Regions from separate parts of the Mus musculus genome. Here regions 1, 2, 3, 4, 5 and 7 are each linked to region 6. The links are chromatin loops, found by intact Hi-C in ENCODE. Cell type or tissue: left cerebral cortex. All regions are shown on one strand.

Region 1 (4,000 bases), 700 kb after region 6:
TGGGATAGCAAAGGATCATGGGTACTTTTCCTTGTTGGTCATGTCACACTTCCTGCTTTCGTCCTCCTGATGTTAATTCCCCAATAAACAACCAGTTCCGAGTGTTCACTTCAAGCTCTGTTTTAGAACCCCTAAGAATAAACGGGAAGAGTTGGTCCCCACGGCCTCATCAATTTGAGTTCTTCCCTGCGACTACTTGAAAGGCTTGGGAGATATGGCCTTCTTAGAGGAAGTGTGTCACTTGGAGTGGGCTTTGGGATTTCAAAATCCCAGGCACTTCCCAGGGTCTCACTCTTCCTACTGCCCTCGGGTCCATTTGTAGGGCTCACAGCTACTTCTGTTACACCAAAATCAATGATTTTCTTTATAAAAGTTACCACAGTCATGGAGTCTCCTCACAGCACTAGAACAGAGACTAGGACAAGACCTTTGGTTATTTCCCCCATCTTTGATCTAATTTCCTTTTTTATAGATCCTCACTTTCAAAAGTGAGTTCCAGGGCAGCCAGGGCTATACAGAGAAACCCTGTCTTGAAAAAAAAAAAGCAAAAAACAAACAAACAAACAATTTTCTGAATGATCATTGCCTGCCTGCTCATGAAATACACACATGGATCAGAAGCCAGGTGGAAAGAGAAGCTGTTACTAATTTTGATATCAGAAATTCTAATAAAGGCTCATCTAGACCCTTGTTACTCTTCACCTCATCTGATGACAGGTACAGCAGATTTCTCTAGACAGTCCATGTTTCAAAATTTTGACCTGATATTTTTGAATGACTGATAACGTTATTATCAGTTGGACCTTTGTCAGCATTTAAGCGTCGTAAAATACAGTGACCACGAAAGGGGAGACAGAAGAGGGTCCTGAGGACTCTACCCCAGACTCCGGTTCTATGTGAGTGGATCCATCACTCCTGACCCGGAGATGAATCTGGTCATTTAATATTTATTTCCACACTGTAAAACCTCAAGACAGAATGGTGTCAGAAAGTGGCTCAACCAGGAGTAAATCATGTGTCTCAATGTTGGGAGAAATCTTAGACTAACCCATCAATCAACAGATGAGAAGCAACCAACCCTGCCATAGAGTTATAGACTAAGGTAATCTATAGAACAATAAATGTGGGAAACCCAATGCTAAAACTTTCAGGTATATCATAAGCATTTGTCATTTAATAGTACCTTAGTGTTTAATGTAAAATAAGGGGCTATTTTTTGTTATGGACATGAAAGGTTAGAGTTTATTTTATTATCTATGGCTCCCCCTCGTGGTGGAGAGAGGATGCACAGCCAGGCGGGCATGAGAGCCTGTGCCTGACAGCTAGTTGTCATATATCATAATCAATAACTTTATATACCTAGACATTAGAGTGTTGTCTCTACAGTACAGAGTTATCTCTATGTACAGAGTTGTTAAAATGTGTTTTGAACATATTCCAAATTATTCAATGAGTATTTATTGAAATTAATCATGTTAACTATGAACATCAGGCCAGGACATTTGTGTGCAGAGATCAGCAAGGCAGGGTCTTGGATGGAAGACAGTCACATTATTTCCCAAGAATGACCCAAAATCATATATATATATATTATATTATATGTATTAAATATACAATATATATGTATTACATATACATCTGTATATTGATACATAATATGATATAAAGTATGTTGTAGCCTTTTTAGTTCTGCTCTTTTCTACCCCTGCACCCCAGTTGGCAAAGTTTCAAAAGTTCAGACTAGAAGCAGTAACTCCTGCCCACAACCCTACCTCTTTTTTTTTTAGTTTTTTTAAATTTATTTTTATTAGATATTTTCTTTAAATACATTTCAAATGCTATCCCAGAAGTTCCCTATACCCTCCCTCTGCCCTGCTCCCCTACCCACCTACTCCTGCTTCTTGGCCCTGGCATTCCCCTGTACTGAGTCATATAAAGTTTGCAGCACCAATGAGCCTCTCTTCCCTGTGATGGCCTACTAGGCCATCTTCTGCTACATATGCAGATAGAGATATGAGCTCTGGGGGTACTGGTTAGTTCATATTCACAACCCTACCTCTTAAGAGGCAGGAGCAGGTGGGTTTAGAGTTCAAGGCCAACCTGGACTTCATAGTAAGTTTTCAAGACAGCTTGGGCTACACAGTTAGATACTATCTCAAAGCATTTTATTTTATTTTATTTTATTTTATTTTATTTTATTTTAAGGAAAGAGTATGTGGTTTCAGGACACTCCATTCTTTCTTATTACAGGTAAATCAATACCGTGCCTGTCACAGCTTCTTCCCCGCCCTCCTCCTTTTGGATGCAACGGCTGTTCTCTCTCAGTTTGTGGGGAGTTACTCCAGAGCCTCCTCCTCCAGGGTACCAAATCTCGGGCTGGCTTGGTTCCTTACATAGAATGTCATGGCATTGCCCAGGACCTTGGGATAGCCTCCAGATACTTCAAATCATCTCTCCATTGCGTTTGTGTTCCTTACACCTGTACAGAGTCAGTGCTGTGTGAGTCATTGTTGTATGCTTAGAGAATGGTGCCAGGTTTTTTTTTTTTAAAGCCTATGCATGTTCAGTGCAGATGCAACTTCTACTTTCAAATATGTTGACTGTGATACAAACTGAATCTTGGAACTCAGCATGTGAAAATACAGAAGATCCCCTGCACCCTAAAAAGAATAGTGTCTCTATCAAACATACCCTCTCATGCCTGAGGTCAGTCTGAGATGATAAGATGTAATACTCACTGGAAAATTGTACCATACCCTCCAAAAGTCGTTAAATTTACTCTGTGAAGAACCAGAAATGCACAACCACATAACAGAGGCAAATGACTTCATTTTATTATTCATGTATTCCTAAGATCCTGCAATACCGTCAACTTCTCCATTTGCTGATATCCGTGTAGTAACAATAATATCATTAATATCATCAAACCCAAGAGACATTAGGAAGGAAATGCTAACCCAGGGATGCTTGGGTTGGTCCCATATAAAACAGCGAAAGGTGTAAACTTTCAGGGGCTGGAGAGGTGGCTCAGCAGTTAAGAGTACTTGTTGCTTGTGACCACTTGTAACTCCAGATCCAGGGGACTGGACTCCCTCTTCTAGCTTCTATGAGCAGGAATTCTTGTAGTTTACATACCTGCATACAGCAGTTATTCACATAAATAAATCTTAGAAGGGTGGTGGAGAGGGAGAAGAGCAAATGTTCACAATGCCCAAAGCCAGAGAAACTGTTTGGAAGTATGATAACGAGGGAAGGACTACAAGACTATCTAGGAGACAAAGTTGTGAGGAGAAAATGGATGGAGCAGGTGAGCTTTGCAGGTCCCATACAACACAGAAAACAAAGAGGAGCTGGGCTTAGCTGAACGTATCAACACAGTATTAACAGTAAACCTCCCACCCAAGTACTGCCAGACTCAGACGTCCTTAGCTTCTACTCTATTTTGATTCTGTTGCTATGGCAAATGCCATAACCAAAAGCCACTTAGGGAAAAAGTGTTTTATTTTCCTGTGAACCCGAAGCCAGGATTGCTTGTTATTTTACACAGCATTCCCTCAGATCAGGGAACCCACTCAGAGCCAAGGCAGTGCAACAGAAACCACAACAGATCACTGCTTCCTGGCTCACAGGTTCACCTTTGGTTAGATAAGGGCTTACTTAGTAAGGGCTTCCTTACACAGTCCACCTGCATAGGGATTGATGCTGCCCACAGTGGGCTGAACTCTCCCATCTTAAATAACAATCAAGATAAATACCTCACAGACATGCTCTTAGGGCAATCTGACCTGAGTGGCCTCAGTCAAGGCTCCTTTCTCAAATGACTCCAGGCTGTGTCAAGCTGACAGTTGAAGTTTACAAGGACAGCTGAGATCAGGTAAAATTGGCCATTTTCAGTGTGGCATAGCCACAGACATAATAATAAGTTAATGGAAGCACTTGTGTAGTCTACCTTCCCCCAGCCTGAAACCTGTTTGCTCAGGGGTGGAGCTTGCCGCTCAAT
Region 2 (4,000 bases), 170 kb after region 6:
TTCTGGAAGAACCTGGCATGATGCAAGCACAAGGCTGTGAGCCTGTCATGAGAAAGGAGCTGGTGAGTGGGGGGTTGGGGGGTGGGCAGGGTTGATCCCACAGAGGTAGGCAGATGGAACTCTGCAGATCCTGTAGAACTCATAAGGAGTCAGATTTCTCTCCAAGTGTCAAAGGCAGTGCTGTGGGGTTCAATGCAGGGAAATAGTATGATTTATGATTTCTCAGGAGAGAACCTTGGCTGCTTTGTAGAAAGGGGCTATTAAAAACCAAGCAAGAGAGGCTGAACGCCATGAAGCTATTATAGCCGGCCAGGTGAGAGATGATGGGAGTTTTCGGTAGGAGTGGGCATGTGGGAGACGTGGCATGGCTCTGCAGCTGGAGTTCAGGGACCAGTGCAAGGGAGCGCTGGTACAGACGGTGTGCAAGAGAGCGCTGGTACAGACGGTGTGGATTGACCTAGGAATGGATGTAGGAGGGAACTAATGTTATCTTAAAGCAAGATAACAATGAGATGGCCAGGAGACTGATATTTGGAGCATCCCATTTCATTTTCTCTGTATCCCAGAAAAAAAAGTTACTGTACATATTCATTGTTATGTGAAATGTGCAGGTTATTTATTTATTTATTTATGCAATTATACTTGAGGAGTGCTCAGTTTCTGCCTCTCGCTGTGTGTGTGTGTGTGTGTGTGTGTGTGTGTGTGCGCGCGCGCGTGCGCGCGCGTGCAGGGGGCGGGGGAGATGGCACTCAGTGAAAGAGAAGAAGCTGCTAAGGATGTACAGAAATGAACTGTAATGCGGAAGGGCAAGCAGAAACTAGTTGATTTTGCTAATTGGCATCTGTGTAGGGAAGCCTTTTGTAAGCTATGCAAAAATCACAGAGTGCTGTCTTTGCGGCTTGGTCTTCTGAGAAGTTTTTACTTTTTGAAGGATCCAAAGATGGTCGAATCTGCTTTTCTGCTTTGGGTTTCCCCTTTGGTAGCAGATCCCATCCTCCTTACCACAGACTTTTAGACTCATTCGGGAAGACTTTGCGGTCCCTGTGGCTAGAGTAGTAACTCAGAGAAAACTCAAGCTTCCGCACCTCTCAAGTCAAAGTCAGATTACTGAGAGCCTGAAGGGCACTGGCTGTGCCCATCCCCCTCCCTGGCTTTGCAGTATCAGCGCAAGCTCACCTGTGCTTTTGAATAAGATCGTGTTTGGAAACTGTTTGAGTCTGCCCTGTGGTCTGAACATCCCTGCCCACTCAATGCACAAAACTGACTTTCCTAGTAGAAACCAGAAATCCCTTGCATTCACTTCTAACCACTCCTCCTCCACCAGACATTATAAAAGCTCTTCAGAGGGCTCTGCTTTAGGAAGTTCTAGAGTCTGTGGGTTCTATGTTAGCTCCTTCCCTAATTTCTGCTGATTCTTTAAAACATCTCCTTGGGCCCGTGCTGAATTTAGATTCTGTCTGTAAGTACTCTGACCTGCTCCTCCCATACCCGACTGAAGCCATAGCAGAGCTGATGGAGCCCCCTAGTGATGCTCTGGGGAGGGGAGACTGAACTGGAATTGGGCTGGGAGAGGGACACAAGCCCCAAGTGTCGGGCACTGTTTCTGCTGCCCCGACCAATACAGTTGCTGGATTTAGCCCAACACTCAGGGATCTCCAGTTCCGGTGCCTGATTTCATTCATTACATCATTTCAAAGTTGGGGTCAAGTTCTTCCCTTGGAGTCCTCTGTATTCTTCTACAGCCTAGAAGGTGTAACTCATCTCAGCCTTACATGCTCAGACAGCAGGGCGGATGGTCTACCTTAGAGCACCCAGATAGCTTCTGGAGAGGCTATCACTCAATGTTTCAGGCTGATCTGAGCCTTGGCTTGAGCCAGCCGTGTTAGCTTATTACTTGAGAAAGCATTCTCAAAAAGCAACAATAAAAAGAAAGGGAAGGGGGCTGGAGAGATGGCTCAGCGGTTAAGAGCACAGACTGCTCTTCCAGAAGTCCTGAGTTCAATTCCCAGCAACCACACGGTGGCTCACAACCATCTATAATAAGATCTGCTGCCCTCTTCTGGTGTAACCGAAGACAGCTACAGTGCACGCACATAAAATAAATAAATCTTTTTAAAAAGGGGGGAGGGGAGGGAGGGGCTGCAGAGATAGCTCAGCAGTTAAGACCAAGAAATGTCTTCCAGAGTATCTGTATTCAGTTCCCAGCATCCACATTGGGTGGCTTACAATGGCCTGTAACTCCAGTTCCAGGAGCCTCCATAGGCACTGCACACACATGCATATACACATACACATATACGCAAATACATACATAAATTAAAATAAATCTTCTTTTAAAGATTTATTTATTTATTTTATGTATATGAGCACTCTGTAACTGTACAGATGGTTGTGAGCCATCTGTGGTTGCTGGGAATTGAACTCAGGACCTCTGCTCTCTTTGTCCTGGCTCACTCCGGCTCAAAGATTGACTTATTGTTACATGTAAGTACACTGTAGTTGTCTTCAGACACACCAGAAGAGGGCATCAGATCTCACTCATTACAGGTGGTTGTGAGCCAACCTGTGGTTGCTGGGAATTGAACTCAGGAGGAGAGGAGAAGAGAGGAGAGGAGAGGGGAGAGCCTGTGTTGGAAGGGCAGCCTAGTCCTTGGGCAGGAAAGTTTAAGGTTGGGGACCAGGTATGCCAGATAGGGACTGAGGGATGCTGGGAAAACCTGGAGGCCAGATCTGCTTTGTTTTGTAAAATATGCACCTCAGTGCCTTGTCCCAGGATCCAAAACCAAACAATCCCCACCCCAGAAATGTCTAGGAAATTCTAGGAATCCTGGGGACCCAGCTGGACCATCTGCAAACTGTAAAGAATTTTGAGTCCGAGAGCCAAGTTTACATTACTGGCTGATACTTAAGGAATCAGCATCTCTCACCCTTCAGTGCTAGTTCTCAGCTTCCCCTGTCTCCATCATCCCTCCTAGCAGGCAAATAGGTAAAAAGGTCATGGTGTCTATTCCACTATAAACTGCTCTGTCTCCTTCCAGGAGATCATCTGCCGGGCAGCCACAGTCAGTTTTCTTAAATTCGCATCTGCTTCGTTATTCTTTAAGTTTCTTCCACTGGCCATTGTTCCCCAAAGGATGAAAGCCCTGAGCGCTCAACTGTGGTCACATGGTGGTTCCTATAGAGCAGGGCTCCTTCTCTACAGCCCTGAATGCATCACCAGCTCCCAGGCAACAACCGCCCTCATGCCCCTTGACATCAGACACAGATCTCAAGGCCTTAGAAAAGTCCCAGAGTTTCCTACAACGAGTCCCGCTGTCAGCTGTATATGATGCTGACCCGTCTTCTCTTCTGGGCTGGCTGTTCAGTTGGCTGCTGTGTGTATGTCACAACACCGTGACCTTGATCTCCATGGCTGCCTCCTCCACTCAAATAGAACTGTTCCAAGGCAAAGACAGTTGTGGACGGGCTGCTTCTCTATCTTTGTGAGCTCCCAATTCCTCTGGCAGATGGCCGCCACAGGAAGACCCTCAACATTTGAATGAATGGGTCACCGTTTCTCCCCACAAATGCATTTCTTGGAATATGAACAGTTGTTTCAAAAATCATTCCCATGGTAAGAAAATAAAAAATTATTTTTCAGAGCCTCGTTTGTTACAAGATGTTAGCACTCTCACGGTTACGAGAGCTCATGTTTTTAAAGGGGAGTTTTGCTTGCCGAGATGATTTGAGCATCCACTGTGCGTGGAAGTCTTTCCACAGGAGTGGAGTCCGCTGTGATCCCGGCACGTTTCGGTGTTCAGAGCTGATTGACTTCCTAATTTGAGGACTAGAAGAGAGGCATGGGAGGGCGTGCACATGTGAAGGGCTGCGTGTGACAAATGGCGGGGTGTTCTAATGAGCCCGCTCACTTGCAAATTTGTCTTCCCGCAGGTGATGTGTCACCAATCAGTATGTCCCCCATCAGTCAGTCTCAGTTTATTCCACTCGGGGAAATCCTTTG
Region 3 (4,000 bases), 1.1 Mb after region 6:
CAGAGCTACATGGTAAGTTCCAGGCCACCCAGGGCTGCACAGTAATGCCTGACCTCAAAACACACAAACAAAACAACAGCTCTACAACTGTCAAGTAGGCACTTTGGGAGCCTGTAGTAATGTTTTATGTTTCTATTATTAGTGTTATATAAATTAAATAATGAGGCCAACATACAGTATTTGAAAAGATAAAGTAATGCTATTTAGTTACCATTATCTAGGCAAAGTGGGGTTATATAAAACAGGTTCTGTTTATTACTCTCTATGCATATCATTTAAGTGGTAAGACATTTTTTCTTTATTTTTTCAAGCCAATAAAAATGAGTATATTACAAAAATTTATAAAATTTTAGTTTTAGTCCTAGGTTTTCTTCCTCTCTCACTCTTTCTTCCTTCCTTCCTTCCTTCCTTCCTTCCTTCCTACCTTTCTTTCTTTCTTCCTTTCTTTCTTTCTTTCTTTCTTTCTTTTTTCTTTCTTTCTTTTTTCTTTCTTTCTTTCTTTCGTTGTTGAGAAAATGGAATGACCTCAAAAAGTAGGAAGAACCCTAGGAAGATTATTTCCAGGGTTGTGTGTGTGTGTATGTGTGTGTGTGTCTGTCTGTCTGTCTGTCTGTCTGCCTGCCTGTCTGGAGGTGGGCTAGGGATCCAACCCAGGGCCTTACTCATGCAAGCGCTCTACAGCGGAACTGTTATTCCTAGCCTTGGCAACTATGATCTCAAGCGTCTTAGACTCTGCCAGTCGTCTCTCCAGCAGCAGTGACTCCTTTCCTGCCTTTCATTTTCTTTTCTTTCCACACACATTTGCGGAGGATCACATTTTGCGGGCTCCTGAAGCTCAGCTGTGTTGGTTTAGGAACAGAGCAGATCCCTGTCCCCTGCCTACCAGATGTCAGCTCCCCGGCCCCCAGCTGTCAGGACCTAAACAGTCTCCAGGCATTGCTAACACCACCCCACCCCCGGCTAAGGAAACTGATGTCTAAACATTGAGTTTAAATACATAATTTTTTTCTAAACTTTTTCTACCCGTGTCATGTTAAAATTAACAAGCATTCCCTATACTGGATTCTCTTTGCTTTTTCACTATGCTTCTGCTACTCAAAGGAAAGGCAGAGGTTTTTTTTTTTTTCTCCTCATTTAGAATCTCACTGTGGACAGGGCCTGGGAGAGGAAATGACCAGAACTCCCCCAAAGGGAAAACTCCCTAATGTATCCTAGGATGCATTTCCAGTTAATCGTGCTTTTCTCTATGACCATTTCTGAAAGGCGCAATAAGTTCAGGATATCAGAGACTGTCTCCCAGGGGCAAAACAGAGACGGCATCTTAAGGTCACAAGAAATATAAAACATTCAACTTCATGTGTCCATTTCCTGAAGCACAGTACAGAAAGCCTGGCTTTTAAAGCACAAAATGTGTTATTTTGGTATGATTTTGTGGAAAGAATAGAATAGAATAGAATAGAATAAAAGAATAGAAGAATAGAATGGAAGTTTTTAAAGAGAAAAAGGAATTTTCAACTAGAAAAGATTAAATAATTTTGAATTGATTGTTTTTCAAAATTATTTAGAGAGAGAGACAGAGGAAGGAAGGGAAAGAAGAAGAGAAAAAGAGACAGGGGGAGAGGAAAGGAGGGAGAGAGAAAGAAAGATGATAGTGGTTATCAGAGGCCTATTTCGCATTCAATTAGACTTTTTTTTTTTTTTTTTTAAGTGTTGTAACTTTAAGAACATTTCGGTGTTTTCAACGTGCCAACACTTACCGTATCTCTTCACTTAGTTAAACTCACTGAATAATGTCACAAATACATTTTAAGGTTTGTGGGCGTTGCGCAGAGTTCAAGATAATTTTAGAATGCAGGAGTAAAGTTTTAAAGAGCACTTGGCCAGCCATCACATGGGGGTAGGGATGGGCGCGCTGACTGCACAGCTCAGTCTAAACTGAGTACACACTGCCACCTAGTGGCTACGAGATTTTCATGCTCGCAAAAGGGTGTGGTTCCCACCTTTCCAATTTCATCTACAAGATGGGAGTGTGTACTTACCTCAGAGCTGAGGGAAATAAGGAAGGGAGTATAAAATGTGTCTGTCATGTCTCCCTGTCCCCACTGTATGCCTGCCATCTTGCTCTAACCATACATGTTACTGTATGCCGAACTGAAGCACTGCAGTTTGAACGCTAAGTTGATGATTGGTGCCTGTAAGTTGAAACACCACCAGGATCGGTACACCCAGCTTCAACCACCAGGACTGGGGATTTTCAACCTGTGCTCAGAACCAAGGTAGAAGTGGTGTTATGGTGTTAGAGACAAAACCCAAGGGTCCAAGGTTGGGGTTCTTTCAGCCAAGTGTGAGACTGGCCCCAAAGCAGAGACAGACACCTGACAAGCTCTCAAGATGAAACTCTTCAGGGGTATTGAATGGCATGTACACCAAACTGTGATTGGTCCCAGAACTTCCCATCACTTTAGCACAAGTGCAAATTAAAGCTTATTTCTCTGAAAGAAGCCAAAACCATAAAATGGAAAAGGGAAAGCATCTTTAAAAATTGGTGCTGGCCTGACATGGTGGCGCACACCTTTAATCCCAGCACTCGGTAGGCAGAGGCAGGCGGATTTCTGAGTTTGAGGCCAGCTGGGTCTATAAAGTGAGTTCCAGGACAGCCAGGGCTATACAGAGAAACCCTGTCTTGAAAAACAAAACAAAACAAAACAAAACAAAACAAAAAACAAACAAATGAAAAAAATTGGTGCTGGTATAACTGGATGTCTACATGTAGAAGAATGCAAATAGATTCATATTTATCACCCTGCACAAAACTCAAGTTCAAGTGGATCAAAGAGCTCAATGTAGCTCATATACACTAAATCTAATGGGACAGACAGTAGCAAACAGCCTTAAACTCAGTGGTATTGTGTCTCTGTACTAAAGATTTCCAGTGTGTATGGTACTGTAAAGAATGACTGGTTTTTTAATTCCCAAAAAAAGAGAGAGTAATCAGCATAGAAACAAAACTTAAAATGAAGCTGAGGAGGGGGGGTGCTGTGCTGGAGAGATGGCTCAGCACTTAAGAGCACTCGCTACTCTTCCAGAGGACCTGGGCTCAGTTCCCAGCACCCATACCAGGCAGCTCACAACTGCCTCTAACTCCAACTCCAGGACATCCAACATGCTTCTGGCCTCCTCAGACACTATACACACATGCCAAGAAGCACACGTACCCATAAGATAAAAGCAAATAAAGAACAAAAAGAGGACCGAACTGAAATAGTTGCCTTGACTGAATGCTTACTTTAAAATGGACGGGTGAGAGAAGAGTACACTGAAATAAATTTGTGGAGTTGACTCCAACTCTGGCTACTGTAGAGGCGAGGCTAATTTTTCTCTTGTCACAAAAACTATAAAAGCAACATCAAATATATAATTCCATGTCTCAGGATAGAAAGTACATATAGGGTCAGGAATCTAGCCTTGGCTACTGTTCTCTTTTTCTGTCGGTTTGAAACCTCACTTTAAAAAGGTAAATGTGGTGGTTTGAATTTAGTGGCATCTCTTACCAGACTTTGAGGGGTATCTTTTACTTCTATTATTGTAAGTGGTGCTTTAAAAATGGATTTATTTAAATATAATACAATGGTTTATTCATATGACTATAATCTATAATCAAACTTTTGGGATATAGTTCAGCTTCAAATACAAATATTGTGGTTCAGCAAGATTGTTCCTATCAAGTCTAAGACCCTGAATTCAGTCCCTAGAGCCCACACGGTTCTAAGAGGAAACTGAGTCCCATAATTTGTCTTTGATCTCCTCACACAGGAAAGAAAAGGAGGAGAGGAGAGAGAGGGAGGAGAAGGGAAGAAAGAAAGGAGGGAGAGAGAGATGGGGAAGACCTGGTATAATAAGCCAAGAGCTATTGAATTTATTATTAAATTGGGACTGGAGATATGGCTCAGCAGTTTGGAACACTTGTTGCTTCTGAAGAGAACCCAGTTTTGGTTACCAA
Region 4 (4,000 bases), 350 kb after region 6:
CTTTAGAGCAAGTCTCCAGATCCTGGGCTTCTGATATATTGTTAAATAAAAGCATGCAGAGCTTTAGTTATCATCCAGATTTGTTATATCCTACATACTTTTAAAGAAAGTTCCTTGATCATCTTTATTGGGTGTGTGTGTGTGTGTGTGCATGTGTGTAAGTGTATGTGTGTGACAGTATATGTGTGTGTGTGTGTAGATATGTATGTGAGAGTGTATGTGTGTATGCCTGTGTATGTGTGTGTGTATATATATGTGTGTGAGTGTGTGTGTGTGTGTGTGTGTGTGTGTGTGTGTGTGTATACATGAGGCACATGTGGCAGTCAGAGGACAACTTGCTAGAGTCAGTTCTTTCCTTCCACCATGTTAGGCCCAGGGATTGAACTCAAGTGACTAGGCTTAGCGGCAGATACTCTCAGCCATTTCATTGGCCCATTGGAAGCTCAGTTTTTGCCAGTGTGAGTCATTTAGTTTGTTGATGCTAGATTTTGCTGGCCTACCTAAGCTCACAGCCTCAGTCCAGACACTCCCATTAAGTCAGACCAGTCTCTTTCTGTAGTCAGGGGTGAACAGCTCTCCTGTAGCTAATGTCGCTATTATAGCCACAGCTTAAATGTCCCAGTCAGTGATCAGACTATAAACAGGTGAACCTGGAATAGACACAGGTCCTGCTTAACAATTTGGGTGTATTGTGCTTCTTGGGTGCTGTGCTGAAAGATAATTTGCCTCAGGGAAGAAAGACTACACTCAATGAGCAACTCAGCACTCTGCTAGCTGTGAGAAGAATCTCTTTGTTGCACTGATAATTTCAGTTCAAGGGCTCCATTCCACTTGTGTGTGTGTGTGTGTGTGTGTGTGTGTGTATGTGTGTGTGCGTGCATGTGGGTGTGTCTCTGTGTGTGTTGGTGTGTTTTATTGATGTTTTAAGTTAGCCAAGCAGGCAGCACCAGGAAATGTGAGAACAGGAGTTCGGGACCTGTGAGTGAGTTGTGGCCTTACAATCCTTTTGGATGACGACAGGCGAAAGCTGACATTCCAGCCCTACTCCCCACCAGCCCTGGACCTCACTTGACCCACTGAGCTTCACCGGGCTTTAGTTTTCCAATCTGTGAACTTGACCCACCAAGCTTCACCAAGCTTCAGTTTTCCCTTCTGCGATGCTTTTTGGGTTTTGTTTCTCTTCTCTGCTTTTCGTTTCCGTTACCCCCGCCTCCCGTTTTTTAAGTTCTGAGGAACCCAGGACCTTGCTCAAGCAATGACTCTGCCACTGACATACACCCTCTGCCCTGATTCCTTATTTGAAAGTTGGACACCATCAAGCCTTCCGCCAAGCTTAAATGGTGATTGGTCAGTGCCCGGGGTAACACAGGCCACTGGTAAATGCATGTGGATAGCTACATCTCCGTGAAAGGACAGCCTTATTGAGCAGTGCGGCCCCTTTAAACGGTGTCTGGGAAGGGTTGGTGATGGGCTGTGTATTTTTTATGTGTTATTTACTTTCCCATCTCCTTAAAGACAAATCAAAGAGACATTACTACCCACACTTTACTCTGGACAGTCAGGTGAAGCTAAAAGGATCGCAAGGAGTGCCGGCTAGACTCAATAATTGACCAAGTAATTGACCAAAGAACATCCAACACAGCTGAGAAAACGCCTGCCTAGGACCTGAGAAATGCCTGGCCTGACACTGCCCTCTAGTGGTGGTAAAGATAATCTCTGCTACCCTCAATGATAGCCAGATGTAGGCGTACTGGTGTGCCAAGCAACACGCTAGCCTTTTCGTTGTGTGTCTTGAACACTCTCCAAGCTCCATGGCATTCTTAGATCTGCTTTGGACTATACTAAACATTTCAGGAATTCTGACACCGATGGCTCTGGAAGCCACGTAGGACAGGATGAAGATTTTACTGGTCATTTTTTCTGAGTCTTCATTCTCACAGACCACCACCAAGCACGCTGGTCCTTACTGGACTTTGCTCTCTTTTCCAGGACTTTAAATTCATATTTATATTTTATCATTTTTCACTCCATCGCTCCTTTCCTTCCTTGCTTTCATTCCTGTTCTTGGTTAGGTCACCAACTTCTCTTTACCCCAACCCTGTATGGTCACTGTGGTGAGCACTGGTCTCCAACACAGTTTCTCCCTCTTGAAGTACTTCCGACTACTCCCTGGGATATTCCTCTCACATCTCACCCGGGGTACACTCAGTGCCTTGTAGGGCCACCTTGGGCTGAGATGAGGGGCAAAGTATTTGCACCTAGTCTTAACTGGTCCAAGGACAGTGTCCCACCCATGACCACAGTGACAGATGCTCTGGGATCCAGGCTGGCTGGGGTAAAGCCTTGTCTGTGAGTTACTCATGCTGAGTCTCCTTTTGGTAGCCAAGCTGGGAAGAAACGGTCCTAGTATAGACACACTTCCTGGAAGGCGCTCCCTGGAAGGGCTGTTCAGGCTACATCAAGGAAGCTAACAGGAGAGAACAGGAGACATGGCATGTAGCAAGGTGAGTCCTGGGCAGGGTAGAGTGTGATTCACATCCTCAGCTCCCAGATTCCTCTTACACAGTGATAGCTACAGGACACACCATTGTGTCCCGACTCCACATGTCTTTCTTCCCATGCTGAAATATTTTCTTAAAGAAAATTCTGGCGTTATCATAAACATGGTCTGTGCCTGTCTTCATACTAAAGGGTTAGGGTTGGGGGATTCAAACATAGTTATAGTCAGCAAGACAGACCACCATCCCTGAGTGACATCTGACCCATCTAGGTAAGGTTTTCTGACTCTTTTTAAAAGTCTTAAATTCAGTTTCTTGTGCTTACGCGACAAGTGCTTTGCAGATTGAGCCATCGACATTACACCCCAGTGATTTTCTTCTAACCTACCCATGTACTAGGTACATTTTGAGGTTCTGCAATGAAGCAGTAAGCAAGAGAGACCAGTGGATTGAGATAACAGTCAAAAAGATGTAAATTACCCGGGAAGACAAACTCAGCAAGTAGAGCTGAGACGTTAAGAACCCACACTAGGGTGCAGCTTCACATGTCTGAGGAGGTATCTTAGAAGACAGGGATCACACCCCAGTGGCCATCTTGCGATGCTCCTGAGGCTGCCACACTGAAATCAAGTAGGGAAAAACGTCTTCCTTGGAGGAAAGAGAGCTCAGCACATTGAAAGACAAGGAGAGTCTGGCAGGGTAGGAAACAAGGGAGACACTATGAGAGAGGCTGACAGAGTGACGAGCCACTATGTGGATGCATAGCTTTATTCTACATATAAAGGGAGACATCCAATGATTCTCCTTCGAGGAAGACACTGCCTGAGACTTTGTGGGTTGGTGGATGTTTGGCCAGGGAAAACTTGTTCCTAATCTCTTAGACATGAGAGAAATTCAACCCTCGACTCTGTCCTCACCCTTTCTGTCTTGAGATTGAAGTTTAGTTTCTGATTGTGCTGAGTTATCTGCCTCCCCCACTCCACAGAGACCCCAGGATGGTTGCATTCCTCACATCCGTAAAAGCAGAAACAGCTGCCTTCCCATCCAGTAGCCTGAGAGATTTCCTCGAAACTGTATGGAGTGAATTGAGAAAGGCTAGGACAGAAGCTGGGAGACTGGATCAGGCCGTGTCACTGGGACCAGGGGTAAGCATTCAAGGAAATGAGAAGTGTCTGGCTCCACCCACAGAACTACGTGAGTTCTGTCCACCCCATCTGCTTGACTTGAGTTTGAGGCCCTTAAGAGTGTCCACCCTCTGTCATAACACCCACTGTGATGGTTTGTATATACTTGGGTCAGGGAGTGCCACTATTAGGAGGTGCGGTCCTGTTGGAGTAGGTGTGTCACTGTAGGTGTGGGCTTTAATATCCTAGCGCTAGCTGCCTGGAAGCCAGTCTTCTAGTAGCCTTCAGATGAAGATGTAGAACTCTCAGCATCTCCTGCACCACGCCTGCCTGGACTGCCATGTTCCCACCTTGATGATGATGGACTGAACCTCTGAA
Region 5 (4,000 bases), 810 kb after region 6:
TGCATGTACTCCAGTAAAACACCAAGTGTCTTATAATGACGACAGAGGGCAGAACACTCCCCATACCTTTTTTGTGCTGACCTTGATAGACTCATTTCCACTTGCTTCATCTTCAGAAGGGTCCAAGCTGTGTCAAACAACAAGCCGTCAGCATCTCGTCTCACATAACGCTTTCTACCCGCTGCTTCTGCGTGAAACCAAGCTGAAGGTGCCGAGTTTTCTCTCTCGTGGGCGGGCCTGTCACCCTTGATTGACTGCCCGTTTCCCATGTGTGCTCACATCAGTTTTCCCTAGGCGAGCGAGCAATCGTGGTCCAGAGTGGTCAAGTCTGAGAACTGCTCCCAACGCTGTGGGGCATCGCTGGGCCTACGGCTGGGACAATGCCTGCTGCTTGTAGAACACAGAAGACCCTGTTCTAATTTAGAGCCTTGGGTAGGCAGACACAGGCAGACTGGGGAGTGGAAGACTTAAGAGCAACAACCAAAGCTAGATGCTTCGGATTCAACAGAGAGGGCCTCAGATGTACAGCTTATTCATGACAGACCAGCTAACCAGGAGGCTGGGGAGGGACAGAGGAAAAAAGGGAAAGAGAGAGAGATAAAGAGAAGAAAGAAAAGAGGCAGAGATGCAAGAACAAGCAGTTGAACACCCTGGGGCAAAGGTGCCAACTGTCACTGAGGCCTCTTGGGGTCCTGGGACATGCTAAGCTCTCCCCATGCCTCCCCCGGCCCTGACTTTCTCTTGTACTTATATGCAAACCCTGCCTTACTTTCACTGACCACGCAGTAATCCCAGATCAGCCTGGCTGGCAGCTCTGCTCCGGCATCACCCAGACCTACTGGTGTGCATCTCGACTATGCCTCATGCCCATTCACTTCCATTCGTCCTCGAGATAACTGCCCACCCTCCTCACCCCCAACCGTGAAAACATGTCGCCACTGGTCTCTCAAATGCCCCTCCTACCTACATAAAAAGCTGGCTGTAATCCCAGTACTGACTGAGGTGGAGAGAGGAGGCTCCCAGGGGCTCCTGGACGGCCACTCGGGCTGAACTCATGAGGTCCAGGCTCAGTTACAGAGGATGTCTCACAAAAATAAGGTAGAAAGCAATAGAGGAGAACACCCAGGGTCATTCTCTGGCTCCTCCTCCTCCTCCTTCTTCTTCTTCTTCTTCTTCTCTCTCTCTCTCTCTCTCTCTCTCTCTCTCTCTCTCTCTCTCACACACACACACACACACACAGAGGAAGAGCTTAATGTAAGAAGCTTATACTTTCACATATATAATTTACTACAACACCTAAAACGAAAGGCCCCGTTTATAGTAATTACCAAACAAGCAAAAATATCGATAAATAACCTGGGAATAAGCCCAAGAAAGATTTAAAATCTAGACAATAATTTCATGACTTAGGCCATCACTAAAGGATGCAGAGCCCTCGCACCCATGAACAGATACTGGCTCGTCACCACAGACACTAGGCCCTCTAGATTCACTTAAACACTGTAACCCAACTAGGTGCCAATCAAAATTATGATACGTAATAACAATGACAGAAAATGTTGTTGCTGTGTACCAGTTACATCTTTTGAGGACAATCGTAACAATCTGACTCAAAAGATCCTGAAATGACTTTAGTTTTCTTAGTTTCTATAAAAAAAAGAACAAACAAACAAACAAAAACAAAAACCTGCTTAAGGGCTAGAGATGGCGCAGTGGTTGCGAGCACTTGCTCTTCCCAAGGACCTGAGTTCAGTCCCAAGCTCTCGTGTCAGGAGACTTAGAGCCAGCTGGAATTCAGGCTGCAGGGGAGCCGCCATGGTCCTCAGGCACCTGTGCTCTTGCACACACAACACATAACCCTCTCAAACAAGCAAACAAACGAACGAACGAATGAACGAACAGGAAACACCAGCAGCTTGAGATAGAGCCGTACTTTCTGCTCGCCTTCCCTCTGTGGGTGGCCAGGGAACTGGAGGACACACAGTGTTTGGACAGCTCGTCTTCTGCGTAGATAGCCGTACTGTGCAGAGGGGGGTCTGTAAAGACGAGAACAGCATATTATGTTTAAATGGCCGAAAGAGTCGGTTTCATAGGCTACTTCCAAATATTTTTTTTATCTTATACCTCGGTAATAGAAAACCTTATTGCCACTAAGAGCATGCTTTGGGGGGCTGGAGAGGTGGCTCTGTGGTTGAGAGCACTTCCTCTTGCCAAGGACCTTGGCTTCATTTCCAGAACCCACATGGCAGCTTACAATGTTCTGTAACTCCAACTTCAATCCAGGACACCTAGCGCCCTCTCCTGGCCGTCATGGGCGCCATGCATGCACATGGCACAGACATACATACAAGCAAAAGACTCATACCCACAAAATAAATCTAAACAAAACTTTTTTTTTAAAGATTTATTTATTTTATGTATGTGAATACACTGTCACTCTCACACCAGAAGAGGGCATCGGATCCCATTACAGATGGTTGTGAGCCACCATGTGGTTGCTGGGAATTGAACTCAGGACCTCTGGAAAAGCAGCCAGTGTTCTTAACTGCTGAGCCATCTTTCCAGTCCTAAACAAAACTTTTAAAAGAACTGTTTTCAAATCACTGATCTGTATTTCCATGTATTATCAGCGTGGCCTTTCCTTGCCGCCATGCTAGCGTTCCTGGGCGGCTGTGCACTAGTTACTAACCACTCAGGCTTACAGTGTGCACTCCCTGGCTTCATTTAGCGGGCAATGTCTGTGAACACGAATGCTGCCCTACAGAGAAGGTGCCATACTCTCACTACCTGTCCTGCCGGGCTCACCTGGACTGCAAGAGCCTTTACCCAAGAGCAGAAGGTAGGACGACAGGGAAAGGAGCTGCTCAGGCTGCCTCTACCTGCTGGAGAAAGACAGTAAGAGGACCGCACTGTGGGGAGGGAGGAAAGGCAGGGATGGAAAATCTGAAGAGGCAAAAGAGGTGTCAAGTCCTGACCCACTTGAATTGCTGCAAGGAGAGATGGGAAGACTCAAGCAAGCACTGTTCTCAAATGTTAGCATGACATACAAACTTACTTCCCCAAATAAACAGCAGCTTGAATACCAAGCCTGTCAACTGTATGGTTTTAAGGCTGATGAAACAGTCCATGATGCTCTCAGGGGTATTTATTTATTTATTCTACAGCTGGGAGCAGGGGTGGTCATCAGCAGATGCACAAAGACAAACAAACCAATCTTGAATTTCCACAGCTTTAGCAACTTATAACAACAAAGAAAGACAAAACAGTCTAAACATAGGTGGCATCCAAAAAGACGCCTTTTCAATACAGACTTACAACTGAGTAAGAGCCCATTAAGAAGACTCTTGACATCATTACAGCAGGGCACACATGACTGTGAGATACATTTCACATCCCTTAGGTAGCCATAACCAGCAAAAGAGAGGAGAGGAGAGAGAAAAATGAGGAAACAGTAAGAAAGGAAAGAAAGTCAAAACGATCACGTCTAGATAAGCTCAGGGCAACTGACCCACACTTGCCAACGGTCATATATAACGTGTGGCAGCCACTGTGGTAAACAGCACCAAAGATTCCTCAGAAACGTAAGCCTAGCACGGTATAAGCCACATAAAGCCCAGCATCCTATCTGTGGGCACCTGCACTCAGGCCGGAGCAGGGATTCTGGGACACCTGCACACCAGATCTCCACCGGCACAGTGGACAATAGATTCAGCTTTCTGGCTTTTTTTGTTTGTTTGTTTGTTTTTTAAGACTTATTTATTTATTATATGTGAGTACACTGTAGCTGTCTTTAGACACCCCAGAAGAGGGCATCAGATTTCGTGACGGATGGTTGTGAGCCACCATGTGGTTGCTGGGATTTTGAACTCAGGACCTTTGGAAGAGCAGAAGATGGTCTTAACCGCTGAGCCATCTCACCAGCCCCGCTTTGTGGTGTTTTAAGACTAGGGATCAGGATTTCTGAGATCGAGGCCAGCCTGATCTACAGAGTGAGTTCCAG
Region 6 (4,000 bases):
GATTTTTATGGTCATTGTAGTTATTAAAATGTTTTCAGCTGGGCGTGGTGACGCACGCCTTTAATCCCAGAACTCGGGAGGCAGAGGCAGGCGGATTTCTGAGTTTGAAGCCAGCCTGGTCTACAAAGTGAGTTCCAGGACAGCCAGAGGTATACAGAGAAACCCTGTCTCGAAAAAAAACTAAAAAAGAAAAAAAAATGTTTTCCGATGGCCCGGAATGATACATTTGTGTATGATAATTTGTTACATTTGTGTATAATTTGTTACATTTATGTATGGTAATTTGATTTATTACTCCCTTTTCCCTGTTACGGTTCTCCAAAGACATAGGATGTAGACTCAGTGCTATGCACCCTGTCTCCTACCCCCAAGAACATCCCCTCTACACATATTTCTCCTCCCCGGACACACAGGCACATACAGAGCGGGCCAAACTGGACAGGAAGACAAGCTGGAGATCGGGGCTGGAGATTCTGAAAGGTGCCTGCTGCCTGAGTTCCCATGGCCATCTATCCAAATCAGAGAGAGTAATCTGCTTTTCCCAGAGTCAACTGAGTGTTATTCTCATCTAAAACATACACAGTGGCATCTAGATGGATATTTGACCAGATGCCTGGTTACCATGGTTAGACAAATTGACTGAAAGGTTGTACCTACCGTTCTCCCAGGTTAAAAAGAAAAGAAAGAAAAGAAAAGAAAAGAGGAAAGGAAAGGAAAAAGGAAAGGAAAGGAAAGGAAAGGAAAGGAAAGGAAAGGAAAGGAAAGGAAAGGAAAGGAAAGGAAAGGAAAGGAAAGGAAAGGAAAGGAAAGGAGGAAAGAAAAGAAAGCACAACCTACACATGTCATAGCTCCTATAAGCCACTAGAGGGCACCATGACCATAGGAAATGGAAGGCATAGTGCCCACACTTTCTTTTAAGATAATCAAAGCCAGGGTAGAAACTCTGAGGGAAGCTTTCAAGTCTCTAATTTTTGTAGCTGGGAAAGTTGTGACCTTATGAAAGGCTACACTATGGGCTATGGAGGAAAACTGAAGTTCGGAGTTAGAACCATGACCTTTCACCTTGGCTTCTCGTGATTTCCACATAACGGCACACACTTTTGTTAGTGATCTCATGGCAATCATTTGCAATGCTGGGATTGTTTTGTTTGTTATAAGCTACATCTGAGAAAGAGGCCTCATCTTGTAAGAACAATGTAGGTGCAGAGTCTACAGAAGGAGTTACGGCAGGGCGGCTGCTCAGAGTTCCCACCCTTTGTTGGTATTGTGTCCAGAATAGTTTGGCTGAACACACAACACACTAAGGGTTTTCTTTGTTGGTTTCTTTTGTAAAACACTGGCTTCAAGTGACACCAGAGAGGCTTGCTGTGCACACAGTCTGGGTGCAAACATCTTTTCTTGGTGTGTGTGTGTGTGAGAGAGAGAGAGAACATATGTATGTGTGTTAGTTGCCAGGCAGTGTGTGTGGGGGTGTATTGAGTGAAAAGTGATGTCCCATGCAATAACATATATAATTTTTCTTTCATTTAAGAGTCAAGTCTAAATTTGAGAGCTCTAGCTCGTTAGTTCCAACAGGTGGATGAAGGGCTAATTTCTTTTGAGCATGCATGCATAATTTAAAATAAAAATTCTATATAACTTGGGAAAATACCATGTTTTGCCTTAAGTATCCGTCCTTTCTGGTTTTGTGGCAGCCCAGCCCCGTCTCCCTGTCCTAGACACCTTTCTCCAGGCTCTTTTCCTCTTCTTCGAGCTGCTGTCGCAGCCTTAGTCTCCCCACTAGGGGGCGAGCGAAGAAAGGCAGAACCAGGTCACAGGCCCGTTTGCTGCTCCAGGAAGAGCAAGCAGAGACTTACATAAGCGGGGTATTTGGGGCACTGTGTGGGGTGGCCATGTCCTGTACGTTGACTCTATAAAACTGTCAGGGATCCTCTCAGCTCAAAGGCTCCCACTGAAAATGATTAAAACACAAGATGCAACGGCAATGGGAATTTTAGTAGGATAAGCTTACCTCAGGGGCCAGATAACTCTCCTCGGTGCGATGAGTTTGCTATGGTTTGTCTGACTACAAGTACATGCTCAGGAACGTGGTTACTCAGTTCTGAGAGACCTCACAGCTGTGGATCCGTGAGTGTTTTCATCATCTTGGTATTGAGTGTCCTCTACCGCAAGTGCTAGGGACCAGAAATGGTTTTAGTTTTGGATGTCTTTGGACTTTGGTATATTTTAATAAACATAATGAGATATCTTGAGGACTGGACCCAAGTCTAAACAGGAAATTCACCTATGTTTCCTGTACTTGTATGTGTAGCCCGGAGATGATCTTAGATGGAATCTTTAGCGTGCTCTGTTTGGACGTTGATGCTTCAAGCTTCTCATGAGTCAGGTGTGGAGTCTTGGATGGGTGGCTTCTTTTCACCGTTCGAAAAGTTTTGCAATTTGGAACATTTCGGGTTTTATATTTTCGGACCTGAAATATTCAACTTGTGTAACAAGATGATCAGAACTATCTGTGGTCTGCCGGCCGCTCCTGCCTCGCCTCTCACATCCAGTCTACTTCTGCTTTTAAAACGAAGCTCATTTGGTTGCCAGGTCGCTCAGAGTCATCGACCACTGAGAATGACGGTTCTGAGTCCACTCGACATTCAGAAAAGGAGGCCGGGAAAACAACATCTTGGAGGCATTTGGGAATACATCCCAGGTGACTGGGGCAACTGGACTGTCCCAAGAACGCAGGGAGGAGGAACAATGAAAAGCACCCCCGGGTCACTTTTACCGTAGTGGGTACGGCAACTCTGCTCCTGTCGGGAAGACTTTAGTTTCCCAGGCAGTCATACAATCTGAAGGAGCCATTTCTATGGGAAAAATGAATGCTGGCTTTGCCTTCAGCCTGCTTTGCTGCGTGCTTGCCAGCGTCTGGCTTAGGTAATTAATTTCCTTATGTAATCCCCTGTTGGAGAAGTTAGATGGATAATGAAGCCACTTGATCCTTTCGTGCTCATTTACAAGACACAGTCATTTCTACCTAGCGCCCAGGTAATTCCCCGTTTCCTTAGCTGTTGCTGCCTCTCTTGACTTGAGCGTTTAGGAATCTGGGGTTGTTATAGGCGGCCTCGGGCAGGCGCCGAGCAAAACCGAGCCTCCCTGAGCATGCAGGATCGTTGCCTGGGCTGTATCGGCTTTCTAGTTCCTTGAGACATGACTGGACTAATTTTTCAGATGCTTTGAATGGAGTAGAGCAGACTGTTGCTTTGCTGTGAAGAGCAAACATGAAAACTCCCAACCTGAGAGTCAAGGCCTATCCATTTCCCTTTAATTACCTCCAGAAGTCCCTGTTAATGATTCAATAGTTATAAAAGTAAATTATAGGTGCTCTGGAACTCCGTTTGCAGTTTCTTTTGACTTTTGAACCGGCTACTGCCAGGCAAAGAGGTGTGAAGTGGTACAACAGTGGTCTGACTCGAATTGCTTGTAACTTTATAGATTTAATAAAGGTAGAGCAAGGCTGTGTCTAAACAGGGTCAGGCTGGCACGGAGGGAATTGCTTTAGGACAAAGAAAAAAAAAATCTTGGCTTCTTGTGGCATACCAAGCTGGGGGCGTTTTCCTATATTATGTTGCAAACTGCTCATCATCAGAGAGGCTCAACAAATGGGTCTGATAAGGTTCTCCGTCCATGGCCTGGTTTGTCCTGTATCACTGTGATGAACATCACGAGGCAGTGTAACTCACGGAGAAGGGGGTCCACTTGCCTTTTGTGTCCTGGTCATAGTCCATCACTGAAGGAAGTCAGGGCAGGAACTCAAGCAGGAGTGGGGACAAGAAGAGGCAGAGAGGAAAGCTAGCTTGCTCGCCAAGGCTTAGTTTGTTTTCTTACACAACTCAGGTCCACCTGCCCAGGGGTGGGACTGTGGACCAGGCCCTCCTCCATCAGTCAGGGGTGGTACTGTGGCCCAGGCCCTCCTCCATCAGTCAGGGAGGTACTGTGGACCAGGCCCTAC
Region 7 (4,000 bases), 400 kb after region 6:
CATGTGGTATGCAGACATGCATGCAGGAAAACACCTATACTCATACAATTTTTAAAAATTAAGTTTAATGAAATCTGGCTTTAATTACTCATTTTATGGATTGTGACTTTGATATTCCATCTAAAAATCCATTATTACAACAAATGGCCCTCATGCTTTCTTCCATGTTTCTTGTGGTATTTAAATCTCTGGCTTACTTTGGGGATAGATGTAACTAAGGCCTACACTGTTGTTGTTGAGGGATTCAGTCAGTCCCTCAACCCGTAGGGGAACCAGGGTTTCAGTACTCAGGTGGGCAAGAAGTCGGTGAAAAGTGACAAACAGACACTGACACAGAGAAGAGTGCTGTATCTGAATGTAATTTCTCAAAGCAAGCATCTGACTTATTTTACAGAAGAAAATAAGGAAGTTAGGTGACACATCAGCCAAGGTACATTGAAGTTATCTGACACAAAACAGAGAAATGCATACATAAAGACTAGCAGGAACTAGGCAGTGGTTACAACTGAGATAAAAGGCGGCCCTTTCTAAAGTCAGCCATTAGGGAGCCAGGTGAGGATTTCACACCCTAGTCATAATTTATGCTATTCCTCTGAGCCTTGTGAAAACTTGAACCAGGGGGTTCTGCTCTTGCTAACCTTTTCGTGAATAATGCAATACTCTAGTTCCTCCTTAAACCACAACCCTCCTTCTTCCTAGGTCATTGTAAATTCTTGATTATGGGAGTAACCTGGCTGTTCTAAGTTTACTTTGTTGAACTAGCCCTGAGATTTTTAGCTCTTACCCAGTAAAATACTGCAAGAAAGCATGCAAGAACCTCCACACTATTGCAGGGACAAATCTGGTTATGGGACACCAGAGACTCTCCAGGAGACTAAATTTTCATGAAACTTTTTACCTTAGGACTGCAGCCACGCTTTTGGACTTGCCACACAGACTCCACTGGAGTGGGTGTGACAGTTGGTGGTGTGTTTTGTTTTTGTTTTCTCTTTACTGTTGCCATCTAATATGTCCATTTACCTCAGAATCTTTTGTTGTAAAGGCTTTTCTTTTTTTTATCTCCACCTGTTGGCATTATTCTAGTTTCAAGGCTCAGTTGGTCTATTTATGTAGGTCTTACTGACATCCCTGCTCTCTTCCATTGATCTATTATTGCACTGTGCCATAGTATTTTGATTATTGTCGTTTTATACAGAGTTATAGTTTTGGGTAGCAGCAGTTCCCTAATTTTTTTCTTCCTAAATAATGATTGAAATTCAGTAATCTTTGCCTTTTGTCTCTCTATAAACGTTAGGATCGGCTACCCACAAAATAACGCTCTAGGCTTTTGACTGGGATTGGACTGAATTTATCACTCATTTGGGAAGTAACTAAGACTTGGCAGCCCTCCCATCTGTGAACATAGCATCTCTCTCCATTTACTTAGTCATTTAAGAAATAGTGTTTACTGGGATTTCATAGTTTTCATCCAACAGGTCTTATACATATTTTCTTATTTTCTTAGGTTTCCCACCTATTCCATTTGTGGATGCTATTCTAATAGCACATGGCATTGCATTTTTAATCTTAAATGCTACTTATTCATTATTGGTTTGTAGAAGAGTGATGGGTTTTTCTATCATTGCCTTGTTTCCAGCAACCTTGCTGTGCATGCTCCATTTTCTTATGCTATTTATTGACGTATTAGCTTTTCTACATAGATGATGTCATCTGTGGATAAACATAGTTTCAACTGTTCCTTTCCCCTCTCAGGCTGTTAGCTAGGTCTTCCCACATACTGTGGAAGCTGGGCCATGAGAGGCCACTGTGTTACACTGTTCTTCAACACACTAGGAAGGCTTTAACATTATTTTAATTATGTTATTTGTTGAACTTTTATACATAGTACTTTCAACCTTAGGGACTCCCCCTCTATGCCTAGTTTAGGTTAAGATTTTATCATGGATAGCTATTGGATTTATTAATCTTTTTCTGTACCTATTGATATACCCCTGTGAGTTTTCTATTGTATGTAATTGATTCTATTAGTTGATTTTCGAAAGCTGAGCCAGCCATACATACCTAGGATAAACTCTTCTGAGTTATGATGTTGAACACATTTTGTACATAGCTCGGTCTGTCTTGCTAATACATCTGTGCATCCTAAAATGATGTTTAGGTCAACATCAACAATGAACTGCAGGTACGATGGTGATCTCACATGATTATAGTGAAATTAAAAATTCCTATTACTTAGGGATAAATATGGGCATGAGTAAAGCTACTGCACTAACAGTCTGTGAGGCCATAACAATACATTTATGTATAGAAGGTAATAAATTACTAAGATAGTGCTTTATATACCAGCAGGGCTGGGGTGCAATTAGAAAAAGTCCCTTGCTCTACACTTAGGGGAGCATTTTGTAAACACAGTGAAGGGTCCACTGTAACCTATATAGGAGTGGGGTAGGGTTAGGGGTAGGGTTAAGGTTAGGACTTGGGTTTGTTAGGGCTAAGGTTTGTTAGGGTTAGAATTAGGATTTGTTAGGGCTAGGTTCGGAGGAATGTGGTATCAGGAAGTGAACTAGAGAAAGACACGGGGTAGGACCATCTTCCTAAAGAGTCATTATTCCTTCAGGTCTCTTAGAAGTTATAGAGCACACAGTTCTGGATATATAGCAGGATTTAAATTATTATTATTTTGAAAAATAAACTTTCTTTTTGGCTTCCTGCCTGCTCCTTCCCTTTTTCCAGTAAATTAAGAACATCACATTCTTTTGCTTATCATCTAAGAAGGAGGAGAGGGCTCGTCAGTGCCTGCCTTTGCTTGCTTCTGGCTGCATTTCTGTGCAGTACCTTTGATAAACTCCTTTCTTATAAAGCGGTCTGGACGAGACCTTTTGCACTACCAGTAATGATTTCTGCTGCTTGCTGTCAGATCACAGCAAGCACCTGTCTCCATGGAGCCTCGCCGTCAGATGCAGGAGGGGGTGCCAATTTCCTTCCTTGACAAATGTTAATAGTCACCCTACGTCTCCTTGCACAGGGTCATGGGGGGCTAAAATGGCCTAAATTTTACTCTCTGGGACAACATTTCTCTACTTGGGACATTTGGTCATTATTGATCCCAGGCTGTCCTCTCTATGTAAGGGACTGGACCACAACGCTCCATTATGTACTGGGAGCCTGTTCTCTGAAGAGATCCGTGGCTTCAAAACACTTTCAGATAAAAAATTTCACAGAGAATTTTTTCATCTTAATAAAAATAGTGACCATTTCTAGACCCAAACACTGACATTAGGCCACCTTCATGCAGCGCCCACAGATCTTATGTTATAAAAGAGCAAGTGTGGCATACAGGTCGCAGAGAGAATGTATTATTTCTTTAAATGTACACTAGTTACTTCATGAGTTTAGTATTAAATTGGGTTTTAGAAAAATCTAATGTAACAAAACCTTCCCCAAACCTGATGGGGCTGCCAGGAATGTGATGAGCTGAACCCCAAGGCAGCCAGGACTCTAGAAGGTGCTTCTTCTGAGACCCACTGCCTAGGTGGCTCTAGGACATCCTCTCGGCTCCCAGGTCTTTGTGATGTCTGTGGAAAGAATTCACAGGAGACCCGTGGAGTAGAATGGTGGGAGGCAGATAGTGTTCATTGCAGGGCAAAGTAAGACTCTCTCAAGAGTGAGAGGAAGCAATAACCAGGGAGCCCAAGATGCCAACTTCCATTTTTGATAGCCCTTACTTTGTTCTTACTTTGGCTAGAGCTGGAGAGGTGGTTTAATGGTTAGCGAGCACTGCCTGCGCTGACAGAGGACCAGAGTTTGGTCCCCTGCACTCAAGTCCCATGGCTCATAGACACCTGTAATTATAGTTTCAGAGGATCTGCCACCGCTTGGCTCCGTGGGCATCTATACTCACACACGGCCGTACCACATGTTTACCCAACACACGCAATTAAAAATGAGTTACAATAAACACTTAAACTCTCTTAGATAGACATGAGTAAAATATGACACT

Evidence for each region. Peaks named below come from ENCODE experiments on the same cell type or tissue, not always from the same donor. Only the 100,000 strongest peaks of a DNase experiment are listed, where the experiment ranks them.
Region 1: a loop joins it to region 6, with 3 times the contacts of the local background. A loop is called at or near these places in 24 of 42 quality-filtered maps.
Region 2: it touches region 6 in a loop (2.2-fold over the local background); 18 of 42 quality-filtered maps call a loop at or near these places.
Region 3: it touches region 6 in a loop (5-fold over the local background); 5 of 42 quality-filtered maps call a loop at or near these places.
Region 4: a loop joins it to region 6, with 6 times the contacts of the local background. A loop is called at or near these places in 41 of 42 quality-filtered maps.
Region 5: it touches region 6 in a loop (2.5-fold over the local background); 8 of 42 quality-filtered maps call a loop at or near these places.
Region 7: it touches region 6 in a loop (4-fold over the local background); 12 of 42 quality-filtered maps call a loop at or near these places.

The regions. Positions count from the first base shown.
Region 1 is chr8:46,668,965-46,672,964 of GRCm38, reverse strand. It overlaps Gm31111 (a long non-coding RNA gene), which reads left to right. Exons shown (of 3, transcript XR_378937.3): 3 at 2,251-4,000. Among named protein-coding and RNA genes, the nearest start is that of Gm31111, 8.0 kb to the left of the region's middle. In left cerebral cortex, a CTCF peak has its summit at 1,273 (motif pointing left); DNase peaks (open chromatin) are centred at 1,273 and 2,460.
Region 2 is chr8:47,203,204-47,207,203 of GRCm38, reverse strand. It overlaps Stox2 (storkhead box 2), which reads left to right. Exons shown (of 4, transcript NM_001114311.1): 2 at 3,931-4,000. Among named protein-coding and RNA genes, the nearest start is that of Gm51570, 16 kb to the left of the region's middle. In left cerebral cortex, a CTCF peak has its summit at 1,507 (motif pointing left); no DNase peak of the experiment used is centred here.
Region 3 is chr8:46,240,045-46,244,044 of GRCm38, reverse strand. No RefSeq gene overlaps it. Among named protein-coding and RNA genes, the nearest start is that of Slc25a4, 31 kb to the right of the region's middle. In left cerebral cortex, a CTCF peak has its summit at 1,959 (motif pointing left); DNase peaks (open chromatin) are centred at 808 and 1,942.
Region 4 is chr8:47,014,162-47,018,161 of GRCm38, reverse strand. The region is part of intron 1 of Enpp6 (ectonucleotide pyrophosphatase/phosphodiesterase 6); the gene reads right to left. Among named protein-coding and RNA genes, the nearest start is that of Enpp6, 29 kb to the right of the region's middle. In left cerebral cortex, a CTCF peak has its summit at 1,701 (motif pointing left); a DNase peak (open chromatin) is centred at 1,697.
Region 5 is chr8:46,557,905-46,561,904 of GRCm38, reverse strand. It overlaps Cenpu (centromere protein U), which reads right to left. Exons shown (of 13, transcript NM_027973.4): 4 at 1,934-2,036; 5 at 67-127. Among named protein-coding and RNA genes, the nearest start is that of Cenpu, 7.8 kb to the right of the region's middle. In left cerebral cortex, a CTCF peak has its summit at 2,303 (motif pointing left); a DNase peak (open chromatin) is centred at 2,286.
Region 6 is chr8:47,368,703-47,372,702 of GRCm38, reverse strand. It overlaps a transcript of Stox2 not described here. Among named protein-coding and RNA genes, the nearest start is that of Gm39171, 47 kb to the right of the region's middle. In left cerebral cortex, CTCF peaks have their summits at 871 (motif pointing right) and 1,777 (motif pointing right); DNase peaks (open chromatin) are centred at 910 and 1,804; H3K4me3 peaks cover 506 bases; H3K27ac peaks cover 260 bases.
Region 7 is chr8:46,970,828-46,974,827 of GRCm38, reverse strand. It overlaps a transcript of Enpp6 not described here. Among named protein-coding and RNA genes, the nearest start is that of Enpp6, 14 kb to the left of the region's middle. In left cerebral cortex, no CTCF peak of the experiment used is centred here; no DNase peak of the experiment used is centred here.